Regions from separate parts of the Mus musculus genome. Here region 1 is linked to region 2. A link is a loop called in an ENCODE intact Hi-C map of the cell type or tissue named here. Cell type or tissue: heart. All regions are shown on one strand. Links, peaks and the distances in the headings refer to the core of each region. The heading gives the core; the rest is flanking DNA. Region 1 overlaps Sorbs1 (sorbin and SH3 domain containing 1). Region 2 overlaps Pdlim1 (PDZ and LIM domain 1 (elfin)).

What was found. A loop is a pair of places that touch in the nucleus more often than their neighbours do. Peaks named below come from ENCODE experiments on the same cell type or tissue, not always from the same donor. Only the 100,000 strongest peaks of a DNase experiment are listed, where the experiment ranks them.
Region 1: it touches region 2 in a loop (2.1-fold over the local background); 3 of 42 quality-filtered maps call a loop at or near these places.

What each region holds. Positions count from the first base shown.
Region 1 is chr19:40,306,170-40,309,083 of GRCm38, reverse strand. The region is part of intron 26 of Sorbs1 (sorbin and SH3 domain containing 1); the gene reads left to right. Among named protein-coding and RNA genes, the nearest start is that of A930028N01Rik, 11 kb to the right of the region's middle. In heart, for the core only: no CTCF peak of the experiment used is centred there; a DNase peak (open chromatin) is centred at 1,343; H3K27ac peaks cover 891 bases.
Region 2 is chr19:40,247,922-40,250,835 of GRCm38, reverse strand. It overlaps Pdlim1 (PDZ and LIM domain 1 (elfin)), which reads left to right. Exons shown (of 7, transcript NM_016861.4): 3 at 1,133-1,217. Among named protein-coding and RNA genes, the nearest start is that of Gm41845, 22 kb to the left of the region's middle. In heart, for the core only: no CTCF peak of the experiment used is centred there; a DNase peak (open chromatin) is centred at 1,325; H3K4me3 peaks cover 313 bases; H3K27ac peaks cover 972 bases.

The sequences.
Region 1 (2,914 bases), core at 155-2,654, 58 kb before region 2:
TGGGTCTTCAGAGGTGGCAAAATGCAGGGGCTTCTGGTGTGGTTGAGGTCACTAAATTGGTGTCCTAGGTTTTGAGTTATAGTTTTTCTCTCTAAGTGAACTACAAAGATTTCAGCATATAAATTAAGGTGGACTTAGCGTATTTTGAAGGGACATTAATTTGATAACTAGACAGATCATTATCCGGTTTTGTTTATGTAATTTAGTATCCAGAAATTCAAAGACTTTGGGCAACTTTTCCATAGTAACCAGATTTGAGTACCAACTCCAGCTGAGTGCTGTGATGGGAATTGTTCACCCTCTCAGAGACTCAGTTTCCTGAAAAGATAACTTCCCTTGTAGCATGGTCCAGGAAATTCCTTGAAATAATGCGGGCAGGTGTTAATTACAAACACTTTGTAAGGGAAGATAGAACCGCCATCTTGGGTGATCTAAAACTGCTTCTAGGACCAGGGACATTATAGAACCTCAATAGAATCGAGTGTTTTTTTCTGAAGCCATCTCCCAGTTGGCTGTCATCTGTTATATACAGTGCCTCCCTGGGCTGTGCTCCTCTCTCAGGCGGTTGCTCCTGTTTCCTCTTGTAGCTCTGTTGGTTTTTTGATGAATGGTTCAAGGAGCTGCTATTACTGGTCTATGGACCAGAGGTTGTTAAATCCCTTTCTTAGGGAGCCCATACCCAGTGACAGTGGCTGACACAGTTGTGTCACCTGGCCAGTAACATGAGCACAGAGGCACGCTGGACCTCCACAGGCCTGTGTGTTTGGTGTGGAGTAGAGATCACTGAGGGTAATCAAGTGTGTAGTAATTTATGTGGAATTGGGTTTAGACTACATAAAGTTAGCAAGCACTGAACATTTCCCCCCCAACCCCCCCACAGGCCCTAACCACTCATATGTAAAGTAGGGGTGAAAACAAACAGTACACCCCTCCCTGGAAGGGCCACTGTGCTGATCAATAGAACAGTGGATGTCAGTACGGTACTTGGCATATGTTCAGTGTCCATTAGACGGGGATTCCTGCTCTGACTACTGTATGTAGTTGCTCTCTCTCCCAGTGCAGGGCTCTGGGACAGGTGTACTCTAAACCAAAGTGTCCATCACATTGAGAGGGAAAAAATAGTTCACCGGAAGAGGTAGTGGAGTTGCCGGTTGAAAAGGAAGAAATGTCTGACAGAGGCGCGGTTCACAGATCAGCCTAAATCAGGAGCCCTCCTGATTGCCAGGTGTGAGTCATCACTTCAGTCCTGTTCCAGGATTCAGCGTGTACAGGAAGTGCGCACAGCCCAGTACCGAAGCACCAGTGAGGTTCAAGGTACATGCTTCCTGCTTCCTGCCAAGGGTAGGAGGAGCTGGCAGTACCAGAGACTGTGCTGATTGAAAGGCCAGGTTTGTTGAGGGTTAGCTTTCCTTTCCTGGTGAGTCTCTGGACAGCAGGTGTATCACTTCCTGTCCCCTCCCTTCCTCCTCCTTTCCTGGCACAAGCCATTTCCCCATGGATATGTAGAGGCCATGGTCTGGTTAGCTGCGTTTGAGAACTGGGGGTGTCTGGAAGGGTAGCTGCATACACAAGCCTTCTCAGCCGCTCACTTCAGCAGGACAGCTCTGGGGATGGGTCCTTTATAAAGGACTCCCTCCCTCTTCTTGAGATCTGTTTGGCTGACAGGCAAGCTAAGGACGAGAAGGACTTACTTCATCAACTGTTCTAGTAGCCCTGTCAGGATGTGACCTCAGGCTGTGTCACTTGTCTGGGTAAATGCATTCCAGTGTCAAGAAACTTGCCAGCCACTCTTCTTGATGAGCCCCACGTTCTGTTTGTCCTTCTGTTGGGACGAGGAACTTGGTTGCACATCTGACCAGTAAACGGAATGTTAGGTGAGAATGCAGTCCAAGACGTTGTGATCCTTCTGAATATCTGGTGTCCAGCAGTGTATTAAGTGACCCGGGAGCCAAAAGGCTTGGACATCACTGCAGGCTTCCTCTGCCTCTCGGGAAAGTCCTTCCCCTGGGCTTGGAAGACTCCCTAGTGAGATGCTCTTTTAGATATCAAGGCAGCCTCTTCTAAAGTTTCTCCAGCTACTGTGTGTGCACATGCTCCTAGTTTGTCCTTCATGGCTTCCTAGATGCTACATTTCCTAGGCAGCCTTCTCTGGCTACTTCCCCGAACCCTGCACAACTGGATGAAGAGCTCTGAGCCTGACCCTGGGAGCAAGCTCTCATGCATTTGCCCTTTTGCAGGCCTGTGTCCCTGTAGGGCATTAAGGCCCAGCGGTCAAGGGTCATGACCTAATCTATGGAATGTGCTCAGTAAATACTTGTTGAGGGAAAGAAAAGGTTAAAAAAAAAATCTGAGCAGACCTAGAAGAGTTTATGATATTGACTGGGGAACCAGCCCTGTTCTCATGTAATTATAATGCAAAAGAGAGACAACAGTCTATCCTGGAAGTTCAAGATGGGAAGACATAATAAGCATAGGAGGAGAAAGGTGATTCAAAGTAGCATATTGTGTGTGTGTGTGTGTTTGTGTATGTGAGTGTGTGTAAGTGTGAGTGAATGTGTGTATGAGTGTGTGTGTGTGTGTGAGTGAGTGTGTGTGTGAGTGTGTGTTTGTGTGTGAATGTGTATATGAGTGTGTATGAGTGTGTGAGTGAGTGTGTGTGTGAGTGTGTGTGTTTGTGTGTGAGAGTGTGTGTGTGAGTGTGCGTGTGTGCTTATGTGCTTATGTGTGAATGTGTGTGTGTGTGTGTGTGTTTGTGTGTGAATGTGTGTATGAGTGTGTATGAGTGTGTGTGAGTGAGTGTGTGTGAGTGTGTGAGTGAGTGAGTGTGTGTGTGTGTGTGTGTGTGTGTGTGTGTGTGTGTGTGTGTAGTTTAAGTATTAGGGAGTTTTCCCATAGATACAGCAGATTGTACTTG
Region 2 (2,914 bases), core at 199-2,698:
AAAACCTGGAACTGATTCATGAATACATTGGTGATATGGTCTAGGCTAGGTGTTCAAGTTAGGCCCTGTTTTTTTCCTCCTAATCCCATGTTCCCAGAAACAAGATCTAGATTCAAAATATATTTACAAATACCTGGCCATAAAGCTAGGCTCCTTTTTGATTAGATATAACTTAAAATATTCCATGTATTCTAGCTTACATTCTGCCACATGGCTGTGCTCAGATGCAATGAATTCAGTTGTTACATCTTCCCAGCAAACCTCCCTGCCTCCTTCTCTCCCAGAATTTTTTTCTCCTCTTGATGTCCCACATTCTATTTCCTGCCTAAGCCGTAGGCCACAGGTGACAGGTGATGCATCCATACAACACACAAGATGTTTTCTCTCCAGCTAGGAACACTGAACCAGGATAGAATTGAAGTCTATCTCACCTTGAATTGAGGTGGCAGTATGAGGCAGGCATAGCAACTCAGAGGAGCCTGGGGCTTGGCTTGGAAAATCCCTTCAGGCTGTGTAAGAACCATCTAACATGGATGCCACCTAATTGATAAATAGGAGATAGGTCTGATGGCAGGTTTCAAGTTCAGAAGGTAGAAGTTAAGGCAAAGGGGATGTTTTTCCTTATTTGTTTTTTACGTGTAAAGTTGTTTCTTGGTGTCCATGGGGGTTGGGCCCCAGAATTGTTTTGGATATCAAAATCTGCGGCTAACCCAAGTCCCTTCTGTACAAAGCAGTGTAGTACTTGCACATACTCTATGTATATCTTCCTGCAGTCTTTTAAGTCATCTCTAGATTGCCTATAATAGATTGCCTATAATGTCTACTGCAATGTAAATGCTATGCCCATGACTGCTATACCATAAGACAAGGGGGAAAGTCTGTACATGTTCAGTACAGATGCAGAGCTTGTCTGAAGTTGACTGAATCTAAGCAGAACTTGTAGAGACAGAGGTTGAGCTGGATCCTTTATTTAACATGAATGAGACAGCAGCTTTAGGCTGGGGACACTGCCCAGTAGTGGAGCCCTTGCTTGACTGACGTTTGTGAGATGTTGAGTTGGAGCATCAGCACTGCAAAGCAGAATGAGATGAAACGACAGAGGGGGAACAACAGCTTTGTTCATCTGTTGCAGGTCTGAACAGAAGATTTGGTCTCCTCTAGTGACCGAGGAGGGGAAACGTCATCCCTACAAGATGAATTTAGCGTCGGAACCCCAAGTAAGTGCTTGCTTATCTTTGCCACTCCGCTGCCAGCTGCTTTCCTGCTTGGGTATTGTTCAGCTCGCCTCTGTTTTTCCTGCACTGGAGGTCTGGGGATAAAGTGGTCAGGAGAGGCCTCCACTGTCATTGCTGGGATCTGGCTTAAGTTCATTTCTTCCCGTAAGGGAAGCCGCCAGAGGAAAGGGCTGGAAAACCCCAGGGCAGGGACATGGCCGGCAACGGAGTAAGAAGGAGTGGGAAGGCTGGCAGTGGGAGAAGGGGACAGAAGGCTTCCTGCAAAGAGAATTGGTAGGACTCTACTGAAACCTGAGAGCTAACTCTGCTCTTATGTATTAGACACAGAAGAATCTTCCCCAAGGCGAGGATACCTTTAGGCCTGAAACGGAGTGAAAAAAGAAACACAGGGATTTAATAGTCCTGTGAGTCCTGAGGTGGAAATATGTTTTCATTACAGTGAAACTTGAAGAAAGACCTTAAAAATTAGTTAAATGAGATGACAGTTGATCTTGGAGAAATAAAGGAAGGAGTCCCTGCATTGTTCGTTGGCCGAGTAGAATTTTCTACAACAGTAGATTGTCCCGAGATTCTGTATTTACAAATGAATCTCTTGGTAGATAGCTGATAGGTGTTTTTATCTCCCTTAGTTGTGTCTTCTAAAATATCTATACTGTGTGGGTATATTTTGAAATAAGTACAGAAATATTTAGAACACGTTGGTAAAAATGCCCGTGTTGCTCACTACAAACTATGTTCTCTGTTGGATGAATGAATGAATTATTAAGAGTAAGTGTGGCTGAGGAAGTGGCTTATGGGTAAAGTGCGTTCACACTAAGCACAAGGACCTGAGTTTGAACTTCCAGCACCCATGTGTGAAAGCTGGGCATGACTGTGCCCATCTGCAGTCCCATCAATGCGAACTGGTTTGCCAGTTTAGCTAGAAGGCTGAGTTTCGGGTTCACTGAAAGACCCTGTGTCTAAAAATGTGGATTGAGGAAGGTATCACACATCAACCTCCAGTCTCCACACACAAGTGCACGCACTCACAAGTACACACACACACATACACACACACAAGTGCACGCACTCACAAGTACACACACACACACACACACACACACACACACACACACACACACACACACGCATCCAGACACAGATGCACACATACGTAAAACAACAAGAAGAACACAAATAAGTAAGTAAATGGATAACTATTTTTGCAATTTTCAAAGTGGGGTTGTGATTATTATATATTTAACCCCAGAAGATTTGAAATTAAATTTTTCTTTTTAAAGTTTGAGACACTCTTTAGGTTTTTTTTTTTTTTTTTACATAGAAATAGTAATGAAAAGATAACACATAGTTATATATAGCATAGAAATGATATGAAATTGAATCCATATGATTCCATAGTATGTATAAATGGAATGGTTGATTATAAGCCTTACTTTCTTAAAGGCGTCTCGTTAAAATTTCAGAAATGTGGTTATAATTTTTCCTATTTGCAGTAGCCATCATACTAACATGCTACATTCTTTTAGGGATCATTTTGCACCTGGCATGTTGAAGTTGACATGAACATATTATTCTGTGTACGACCTATAAGGAAATTCATAAAATGTTACTCTGCAAACTGGCAGTTGTATAAGCAAGTTTAAAGTATGCCAGAGTTAGTTTTAGTTTTCCTGGTAGTC